Linked DNA regions of Homo sapiens: region 1 is linked to region 2. Evidence: chromatin loops called from intact Hi-C (ENCODE). Cell type or tissue: HCT116. All regions are shown on one strand. Each heading gives the region's core, and the rest is flanking DNA. Links, peaks and the distances in the headings are about the cores only.

Region 1 (5,371 bases), core at 160-5,159, 50 kb before region 2:
CTGGGGACCCCAAGCAGAAAGAGCATCCTAGGGCCTTCCTCGCTTAGCCGAGCCCTCGAGACTTGGAGCTTAGCACTACCTCCTGGTCTCGGGGCTCTCATCAGTATGCGCCCCTACCTCAACTTCCCGCACCCCACCCGCCTCCTTTCACCTGTGGGTCTCCCAGACCCGGAGTCAATATCCCAGAGGAGAAATGAGGGGTCTGACAGCTCTCTGTGCAGCCGATCCCCACATTTCATTAACTGGAGGCTGGAGCTGGCAAGCGGTGGAGGCAGAGGGGGGCACAAAGGGAGGTGGAGGAGTCAAAGGCTAGGAGCAGCACCTGGCCAGGGGTGGAGGGCTGCCGAAGTAAGTCAGCAACAGCTCTGACCTGGCAGACACCTTGGAAGCAGTCTTTACCCACTCTCTGAGAAGCCAGGAGCTTGTCTTCAGCCCTGTGGACCCTGGTGCGATACTTTGAACTTAAGGTTGCACTGAGTTTTGGTGCCAGAGGCACTGGCTGATGAGTGGGAGCCCTGGGCCTGGCCGTGATGGCAGAGGCAGGAGGGTAGTCTCTGCAAGGAGGCAAACCATGAGCAGGTTCTTGGGCTGGGACGGTTTTCCCAGCTGCAGTCGGAGAACAGCCGGCTTCAGGCTTCCCTTTTGTCCCTTAAGCAAATTTTCCTTGACTCGCTTCGTTTTCCTTTGCCTTCCTTTTTCTCTGCCCTCTCTTCCTCCATCTGGACGGTTGTTCTCTGAAACTAACTTTGGCCATCCTTTAGCCAACAGTTGAGCACCTGTTGGGCATCATGCTTAACAGTGTCAGGGTGGGGGTTGGGGGATACACGGAGCCAAGACCCAACCCTTTTGGCCTCACATACAAAAGGCTCCCGGAAGCCATTCAAATCTCACTGCCCACTCCTGGCCTGCCTCTCTCACTCTTCCACTGCCTTGGGTGCCATTTGTCTCCTCTAGGGAACTGAGAAGGAAGCCAGGAGGTCATAACTCTAATTCCAGGACTATCCCTTACAGGGTGATAATGGACAAGCCATTTCCCCTTTCTGGGCCCCAGTTTTTTTATCTTTAAAATGGGGACAATAGATCTAACTCTAAAGGGTGCTGTGAGGATGCAACGAGAAGTTGCATGTTAAAGCCCTAAAATACAATAAGGACTCAATAATGTTGTTTCCCTTTCCATGCCGTCCCCTGTCCTCTCACGTGGATTCCCTTGTCTTCATACTAGAGGACTGCTACCAGGCAACCCAGGCTGCTTCCAGATCCATGTGATCTTCAATGTGGGAGTTGAAAGCCAGAGTGTGGGAATGAGTAGGGAGAACCACACTGTGACGGGCCCTGAAGGGGAGGAAGGAGAGAGTGCAAGGAAAAAAAAAAAAGTGTTTCCTTAGATCTTGATAAAATGTCAGGCAGCGAGGAGGTTTCTCTTCTCTTACTGATGAGGAAACTGAGGCACGTTCAAGTGATGCAGGCATATCATGCTGCTGGAGCCTTCCCTCCCAAGGGCCCTCTATTGCTCACCTCTTCACCCCCTTTCTTCCCTTGAGGGGGTCTGGGTCAGTGACAGTAAGTGTGAGAGAAGGAACAAAAAGAGAGAACTTTCAAGGAGCCAGGACCTTTCCACTAGACTTCATAAAATTTTAACATGAAAACTTCCACAGAGTAGAAGGCACATATCACATGCAAATCATATGCTAATCACATGCTAATCCAAAGTCTGGTCCTCAGAACTCTGACACACACCTAGCTATAGCCCTGGGGGGGATTCTGGGGATCCCCCTGGGTTCCAGGACAGGTGAGGGAGGCATTCCATTTAGGGTCAGTTTATGGAGTTAAAATTCATTTTAGGATTGAAGAGGAGTCGAGTATATAAATAGGGGTTAGGGTCAAGGCTAATGCAGAGTCAAGGACAGACTGGTCTGTCTGAAGGCTGCATTAACCTTTAAGTGGGGGAGCCTAGGAAACTGTTAAAGGCTTCCTCTCCTCTCCGCTCCCCCTGCCAACTCTGCCCCCCACTTCCACTGCCCCTTCTTTGTCCTGCAGCACACCCTTCTCTACCTACTTCCCATTCCCAACCATACCACCTCCCTGGGGCTTCCCAGTTTGGCTGCCAGAGGAGTTCTGGGAAAATTGTCCCAGACCCTGGCCTGGGCCCCAGCATTGCCTCGAGCCCAGACACTTGGCTTCTGGCCCAAGGTGCACAGGCTGGCCTTGGCCCCACCCAGGTCCCTTCTTGGCAGAATGTGGCAGCTGCAGGGGAAGCAATAAGGACCTGGTGAGCTGGCAGCTTCATTCCAGAGTGTGGGAAAAGAGCAACAGAACATGAATAAATTCATGGAGCTGGCCCCTCAGCTCCCCGTGAGCCAAGCCGGCTCCCCCGACCACACAGATCCGCTGCTGCCTGCAGCCCTGCTGGTCACCACATCTCACAGCCTGGGCTGGGGATGGGAGGAGAGGGGAAGCTCTAGAGAGAAGAGGACTGGGACCTGAAAGGGGCTGAGGTGAGGGACTTAAAAAGGGGACCTTGGTGAGTAGAATGAGTGGAGTGAGGAGTGTGGCTGGGCAGAGGGGGTCTCTGGTGAGTGGAGGGAGGGAAAAGGGAGGGAGAGGAGTCAGGACCTGGGGTGGATGGGGCCTGAGGATCAGGCAGGGGAGGCTGGTGTGAGCCTGGGCCTGCTCTCTGATCCATCCATCATCCAGCCTGGGGGAGCAGATCCGGAATTAGACATGCAGAGGGCTGACACGGCCCTCAGCCCCCCGAGGAAGACAAATGGCGACAAAGACCTTGAATAAAATTTGTATTTATGGTTGGAGGAGGAGGCCCCTCCCCCACTGACTGCCAATCCTTTCTCTCCCACTCCTTGCAGACATGTAGGGGCCTCCCCCAACCCCCAACACAGGCCCAGCCTTAGGAACCTCTCTCTCCCAGCATCATTATGAGGCGGGGGTCGGGGGTGCAAGGAAGGAGTACAGAAAACAAGAGAGGAGGAAATCACTCTCCATCCAATAATCATGCCCTGGTGTGCCCTGTGCCCTCCATCTTACACAATGTTCTCCCATACATGATAGTCCTGGCTTATCCTGGTCTCTAAGAGGCCTTTGCAGCTGCTCACCTCCAGGGTCTCCAAATGCCCCCACTTTTTACCAGTCCTAGAACCTGTTTTCCTAGCCTCTGGGGTCCCTGTGAGCAAGACATTTTCCCCAGAAGGCCCAGGCCCTAAGAGAGGATGCAGCCAGTAGCTTTTTCTCTGGACTCTGATCTAGCAATGCCTGTGTCTAGCAATGTCTTGGCCGCTCGGAAAGACAGATACAGTCCCCTCTTACAGGAGGGTGCCTAGCACCTAATCTGCATTTTACTTACATTAATTTGCATGGCCAACTTCAACCCCCACCCAAATACCCATTATGTGGGATCCAACTTCTCTGGGTTTCATCTAACAACAAACTCTTGAAGAAGGAGGAAGGGGCAGAGACTCCTGGGACTGGATAAGTCTGGGACCAGGGCAGGGGTGGCATTGGGCTGAGCTGGGCAGGGCAAATGAGAAGACAGCTGTCTTCTGACTTCCTCTCTGTCCAGTAGAGTCCTTCATTCTCAGTCCCAAGGTAGGAAAAATGGCATTTGTGGGCTCCAAATTGAGGGACTAGGAGGAAGACAAATACAAATACCTCCCTTCAAACAGCCCTCACATATACATACACAAAGACAACACACAATCCACAATCGCACTCACCCAGGGACACACAGGGCCAGGATCCCATGGCCACCTCCACACTTTGGAGCACACTGTCACAATGCACAGGCCCAGAGCCTAGCACTGCTGGCAGAGCCGCCCTGCCCCCGCATCTTCCCCACAGTTGATATGTCACATTGGAGTCCAAACACGGACCTGGGTGTCTCTCTGCAGCGCGCCATTTACATTTCTCTCTCGATCTGTCAACCTGTCCCGGCTCTGTCTCTCTTCCTCTGTCTCTGTCTCTCCCTCTCCCCCTCTGGGGCTGTCAGTCCGTCTCTTTTCGAAGCTTTGTCTCTGTCTCTGCATCTCTATCTAGCTTTCCTTCTCTTTGATTTCTGTCGCTCCTTCTCTGCTTTCTTGTCGGTTTCTTGCTTGCTCCCCCGGGCTGATCTGTTCTCTTATTTTCTCTCTCTCTCTCTCTCTCTCTCTCTCTCCACACAAACACACACACACACACACACACACACACACACACACACACTCCGCTCCGCGCCCCAATACTGAGGGGTGGGGGTAGGGTTGGCTAGAGATTTGCCTTTTCCAGTTCAGGCCAACTAGTATCAGTTGAATCCTTTACCATGTTATTCGGTCACGGGCGCTGAGGTGCGTGGGGTGGTGAATTTCTATCTTTTCTAGCCCTTCTTATTTTGTTTTCTGTTTGTTTGTGAGGTCCCTCCCCCTCATTTTAGCTCGGGAATCTACCCCTGTCTTCTCTGCGTGTTTGTATCTTGACCCCTCTTTATCCCATCGCTGTTTTGGGTTTCCTCTGGCCTCTGAGAATGCCAAACTCCGGGTAAAGGGTAAAAGTAAAGATACAGCGGGGGCCGCGAAACCCTGAAGAACCCGCTCAGAGCCGGGAAGGAACCTAGGGGCAGTGGGGGAGTGGAGGGGAGGCGGGGAGGACGTGGGTGGGGGCCGCTGCCTGCCCCGCCCCCGCACTTCCCACTCTGGGCACCAGGGGTCGCTCCGCCTCTGGCCGCTTATAGTGGCTCCCGCCGCGCGGCGCCTCATACCACCCGCGCCCGGGAGGGAGGGGAGGAAGGTTAGGGAGGCGGAGAGGGACCGCGCCCGCAGGAGAGAGGCGCGGGCCAGGGCTCTAGCAGGGACTGGGGCCGCGGCAGGGGTAGCAAGGTGAGTCGGTGCTTGCCAAGAGGCAGAGCGCAAAACCTACTAGGAGATCGCGCCCGGTGAGCAGCACCCGCAGCTCAGAGCCCGGGACGTCCGGAGCGCGGGGAGCAGTCCCCTCTCCATCAGGGAGTGGTCTATCTGGGCAGTCTGGGACCCAGGCACCGCGCCATCCCTGAGAGAGCAGCAGTCTGGAGAGCAGGCATCTCAGATCCCTAAGAAACCAGCCGTCCGAGAAGCCGCGGATCTCAGGTGCCCAGGATCGTTAGGACTGAACGGGAGGGTACTAGAGGACCACTGGCTCTGGACCGTCGGGAGCTGCCCCTGACGTAACCCACGAGGGGCCTCCCCTTGACGGACGGCTTGGGGAGCGGCACCGCCGCGGCTGGAGCCCGCAGAGGCAGGGTAAGGGGAGCGGGGGGCAGCCGTCGGGGGAGTGCAGACCCAGGCCCAAGGCGGGTCACCGCCTCCTGGCCCGCGGAGAGCCCCGGCCCCGGCAGCCATTGCGCCCAAGAGTG
Region 2 (5,371 bases), core at 51-5,050:
TCAAGCGATTCTCCTGCCTCAGCCTCCCGAGTAGCTGGGATTACAGGTACCTGCCACCATGCCTGGCTAATTTTTGTACTTTAGTAGAGACGGGGTTTCATTATGTAGGTCAAGCTGGTCTCGAACTCCTGATCTCAAATGGTCCGCCTGCCTCGGCCTCCCAAAGAGCTGGGATTACAGGCGTGAGCCACCACGCCTGGCCAAGAGTGCTATTAAATGTCAGGCCACGGGCTCAAAGCTGGATTAGGAGGGCATGTAGGCAAGAGAGAGTGGGAGATTGGGAGAGTAAAGAGATCCATGGCTGGCCAAAGAACAGTCATAGAACAAAGACATGCCAGTGGAGCACAGTGGTTTACGCCTGTAATCCCAGCACTTTGGGAGGCTGAGGCGGGCGGATCACAAGGTCAGGAGATCAAGACCATCCTGGCTAACATGGTGAAACCCTGTCTCTACTAAAAATACAAAAAATTAGCCGGGCGTGGTGGCGGGCACCTGTAGTCCCAGCTACTGGAGAGGCTGAGGCAGGAGAATGGTGTGAACCCAGGAGGTGGAGCTTGCAGTGAGCGGAGATCGCGCCACTGCACTCCAGCCTGGGTGACAGAGCGAGACTCCATCTCAAAAAACAAACAAACAAATTAGCCGGGCGTGGTAGCATACGCCGGTAATCCCAGCTACTTGGGAGGCTGAGGAAGGAGAATCTATTGAACCCGGGAGGCAGAGGTTGCAGTGAGCCAAGATCGCGCCACTTCACTCCAGCCTGGGCGACAGAGTGAGACTCTGTCTCAAAAAAAAAAAAAAAAAAAAAAAAAAAAGACATGCTAAGCTCCTCCCAGCCTTACCCTCTGCTTCAGCACATCCCTAATACTTGCATCTGTCAGCTGGGGTCTCTGCCTCTCCGGGTCTAGGATTGACACAAACCTCCACTCCAGGCCAGGCGAAGTGGCTCGCACCTGTAATCCCAGCACTTTGGGAGGCCAAAGCAGGCAGATCGCTTGATCCTAGAAGTTCAAGACCAGTCCTGGGCAACATGGAGAAACCCCATCTCTACAAAACACACAAAAATTAGCCAGGCATGGTGGCATACACCTGTAGTCCCAGCTACTTGGAAGGCTGAGGTGGGAGGCTCACCTGAGCCCAGGAGGTCAAGGCTGCTGTGAACTGTGACTACACCACTGTACTCCAGCCCCAGTGACTGAGATCCTATCTCAAAATAAATAAATAAATAACCAGCCAGGCGCTGTGGCTCACGCCTGTAATCCCAGCACGTTGGGAGGCCGAGGCGGGCAGATCATGAGGTCAGATCGAGACCATCCTGGCTAACACGGTGAAACCCCGTCTCTACTAAAAATACAAAAAAGTAAACCGGCATGGTGGCGAGCGCCTGTAGTCCCAGCTACTCAGGAGGCTGAGGCAGGAGAATGGCGTGAACCCGGGAGGCGGAGCTTGCAGTGAGCCGAGATTGCGCCACTGCACTCCAGCCTGGACGACAGAGCAAGACTCCGTCTCAAAAATAAAAATTAAAAAATTTAACAAAACAAAATAAAAATTAAAAAACTAAACCTCCACTCCACATCCTAGGTGAAGTCCAGGGTCCTCTCCAGGATTCCTTTGTCTTCCCAGCTTTATTTTATTTTTATGTATTTATTTATTTTATTATTATTATTATTAATTATTATTATTATTGTTACTACTATTATTTTTTGAGACGGAGTCTCGCTTTGTCACCGGGCTGCAGTACAGTGGTGCGATCTTGCCTCACTGCAAACTTCGCCTCCGGGGTTCAAGCGATTCTCCTGCCTCAGCCTCCCAAGTAGCTGGGACTACATCCTGGGCACGCCACCACACCCAGCTAATTTTTGTATTTTTAGTAGAGATGGGTTTCACCATGTTGGCCAGGATGGTCTCCATCTCTTGGCCTCGTGATCTGTCCGCCTTGGCCTCCCAAAGTGCTGGGATTACAGGCATGAACCACAGCCCCCGGCCTATTTTATTTTTATTTTTTGAGAAGGATCTCACTCTGTCACCCAGGTTGGAATGCAGTGGTGCAGTCTCAGCTCACTACAACTTCCGCCTCCCAGGCTCAAACGATCCTCCTGCCTCAGTCCTTGAGTAGCTGGGGTTGCAGGAGCGCACCACCACGCCTGGCTAATTTTTTTCTACTTTTGGTAGAGAGGGGGTTTCACCATGTTGCCCAGGCTGATCTCAGACTACTGAGCTCAGGCAATCCACCCACCTCGGCCTCCCAAAGTGCTGGGATTACAATCGTGAGCCACCATGCCTGGCCCCCCAGCTTTATTTTTGAGTCCCTAGCTCCAAGTCCTCGCTGCTCCTGAATTGCCTGACTTTATAGTTGCTCTTGCGATGTCCCAGATGTGGAACTCAGCACTGTTCCTTGGTCCCTGTGGTCCTATTTCCCCATCACTTAGGTAAGACCTGAGGCTCAGAGGGACCAAGTTGCATGTCTGAGCTTGTACAGTGAGCTAGTGGTGGTTTCCTCTGGAAGGGCGCGTCCTGGTTGATCAGGCCCTGAGTGGCCCTGCTGGTGTTCTTCACTCTATGCCTGCAGGACCCAAGGTGAGCCTCAGCCGGAAGGGATCCAGCACCACACTTTTGAAGGTAGACTCTCCCAGCCCAGTTTGGCTGCAGGGTCCCCACTGACAGAGTGGCTTTACCAGAGTGGAACTCTTTCCCATTATCTCCACCTGGGGCTCCACTGCTTCCAGTTAGGGAGCACTGTGGGCATCCCTGCCAGCTCATCCCTTCTCTCACTGTATCACATAGTGATACAGTGCTAGGTCTAACACATTTATTTAATCACTCCTAATCCTCACAGTAACCCTATGACATAGGTACTATTACTATTCCCACTTCATAGTTGAAGAAACTGAGGCACAGCGAGGTTAAGTAACTTTCCTAAGGTCACACAGCTAGTAACTGGTAATCTGTTTATATGTCTGCCTCTGACTTTCCGCTCCCTGACAATATGATCTTTGAGGGCAACGATAAGATCGTACTGATCTTTTTGTCCGTGGTGTCTGCGGCGGGACCTAGGTCAATTGAATGCGTGTGAGGCACCCAAAAAATCTCTTTGTTGGTGGCCCCTAAAATAAAGCGAGGTATGTTGCTGCCACCTTCTGGTCAGAAGTCAGAATGACGTGCTGACGTGTTCAGTCTGCATCTATGTTGAGTTCAAGACTCAAGGATCCTGGAACACTGGAATTTGGGGAATACTTCAAAACTTATTGTGATTTCTTTTTTTGTTTGTTTGTTTGTTTACAGATGACATTTATCCAAGGGAGTGTAAAATAGAGTCAGAGAAGCACTGGTATGAGGAGTTTGGAGCCCTCATTCCATTCATTCCCTGAGTTCTAGGAGCCTCCTCTGTTCCTCCAGAAGCCAAAAGACAGGGCAGGAAGACAAAATCTTTCCGCAACTCCTCACCATTCTCTGTTGTGCCCACAATCTCCGGTTCCACCCTCACTGTAAAATCACGTCTCCATCCGCCTGCTTGATCTTTCAGCCAGCCGCTCCTCAGCTGGAGAATGGGAAATAATGGGCTGTGCCAGCAAGCCACACTCCAAGGGCAGAGTGCTCAGTGAACCTGTTCAAAGTGTGGCCTGGGCAGCTGCCTGAGGGTCACCCGGGCCATGAAAAGGCAGGCCCCTGGGTCCTACCCACATCTTCTGAATCTTTAGAAGGGCATTGACAAATGCTCTACTGATTTTTAAGTATTCCTGGATTAAGATATTTTTTCTTTAAATTGTCCATCTTTTACTCTATTTTATCTTGAAAAAAATCAAACCCAGGACAAAGTTGAAAGAATGCTGCTATGAACACCAATATATCCTTCCCTTGGATTTACCAGTTGTCAATGTTTTGCCACAATTCCTCTGGAAGTGTTAGACATCATTATATTTAATCTCTGAATACATTAGCATGTAACTCCAAAGAACAAGGACATTTTCCTACATAACCACAGTAGGATTAGCCCACTGAAGACATTTAACATCGATTTGCCTTTATTTGTGTAAAAAAATTTTGTAACTAACAAAAAAGAAATTTAACACTGATATAACAGTATTATCTAATACACAGCCCATATTCAAATTCCCTCAATTGCCCCAATAACATTCTTTATAGCTATTTCCATGCAATCTAGGACTTGAAAATCATGAATTGTATTCAGTCATCACCCGAGCAGAAGGGTAAGGCTGGGGATGAGCTTGGCATGTTTGAAGAATTGCAGAAAGTTCAGTGAGGCTGGCGCGAGGCAGATGAGGGAAGAGAGCGGGAAAGGTGAGGTTAGAGGCATGGCAAGGAGTCAAAGATCACGAGGCTTTTAAAATCAGAGTAAAGAGTTTATTTTAAATGCAATGAAAAGCCATTAGAGGGTTTGAAGCAGGGAATGACTTAATCTGATTTATAATTTTTGTTTTGTTTTGTTTTGTTTTTGAAATGGAGTCTCGCTCTGTCGCCAGGCTGGAGTGCAGTCGTGCGATCTTGGCTCACTGCAACCTCTGCCTCCCAGGTTCAGGTGATTCTCCTGCCTCAGCCTCCCGAGTAGCTGGGACTACAGGAGCGTGCCACCACACACAGCTAATTTTTTTGTATTTTTAGTAGAGGTGGGGTTTCACCATGTTGGCCAGAATGGGCTCGATCTCCTGACCTAGTGATCTGCCCGCCTCGGCCTCCCAAAGTGCTGGAATTACAGGCATGAGCCACCTTGCTCCGCCCTGATTTAGGATTTTAAAAGGTCAATCTGAAGACAATTTCAGAGTTGGGACATTCTATAAGACAACTAGTCCTAGACTCTTTAAAAAGTTAAGGTCAAGGCCAGGCACGGTGTCTCACACCTGTAATCCCAGCACTTTAGGAGGCCTAGGTGGGCGGATCACCTGAGGTCGGGAGTTGGAGACCAGCCTGATCAACATGGCGAAACCCTGTCTCTACTAAAAATACAAGAAAAAAAAAGTTAATGCCAAAATAATAATAATAATAATAATAATAATAAGTTTATATCATTTTTTGTTGGTGTTTTTTGGAGCTTTCATAACAAATTACCACAAACTTGGTGGCTTAGAACAACAAAAATGTATTCTCTCACAGTTCTGAAGTCCAGAAGTCCAAAATCAAGGTGTTGGTGGGGCTGTAGTCCCGAAGGCTGGAGCAGAGAGGAACCCTTCCTTGCCTCTTCCAGCTTGTGGTGCTCCAGGCATTCCTTGGCTTGTGACCACATCCCTCCAGTCTCTCCCTCTGTCTTCGCATGGCCGTCTCCTCCTTTGTGTCCATGTCTCCTCTTCCTCTTACAAAGACCCTCATCTTTGGATTTGGGGCCCACCCAAGTAATCCAGGATGATCTCACCTTAAGATC

What was found. Peaks named below come from ENCODE experiments on the same cell type or tissue, not always from the same donor. Only the 100,000 strongest peaks of a DNase experiment are listed, where the experiment ranks them.
Region 1: it touches region 2 in a loop (11-fold over the local background); 86 of 110 quality-filtered maps call a loop at or near these places.

The regions. Positions count from the first base shown.
Region 1 is chr12:49,336,555-49,341,925 of GRCh38, reverse strand. It overlaps C1QL4 (complement C1q like 4), which reads left to right and starts at 4,738. Exons shown (of 2, transcript NM_001008223.2): 1 at 4,738-5,371. RefSeq lists a silencer at 4,565-4,974 and an enhancer at 5,343-5,371. In HCT116, for the core only: a CTCF peak has its summit at 4,682 (motif pointing right); a DNase peak (open chromatin) is centred at 4,660; H3K4me3 peaks cover 1,076 bases; H3K27ac peaks cover 956 bases.
Region 2 is chr12:49,286,272-49,291,642 of GRCh38, reverse strand. No RefSeq gene overlaps it. Among named protein-coding and RNA genes, the nearest start is that of PRPH, 6.2 kb to the left of the region's middle. In HCT116, for the core only: a CTCF peak has its summit at 3,124 (motif pointing left); a DNase peak (open chromatin) is centred at 3,153.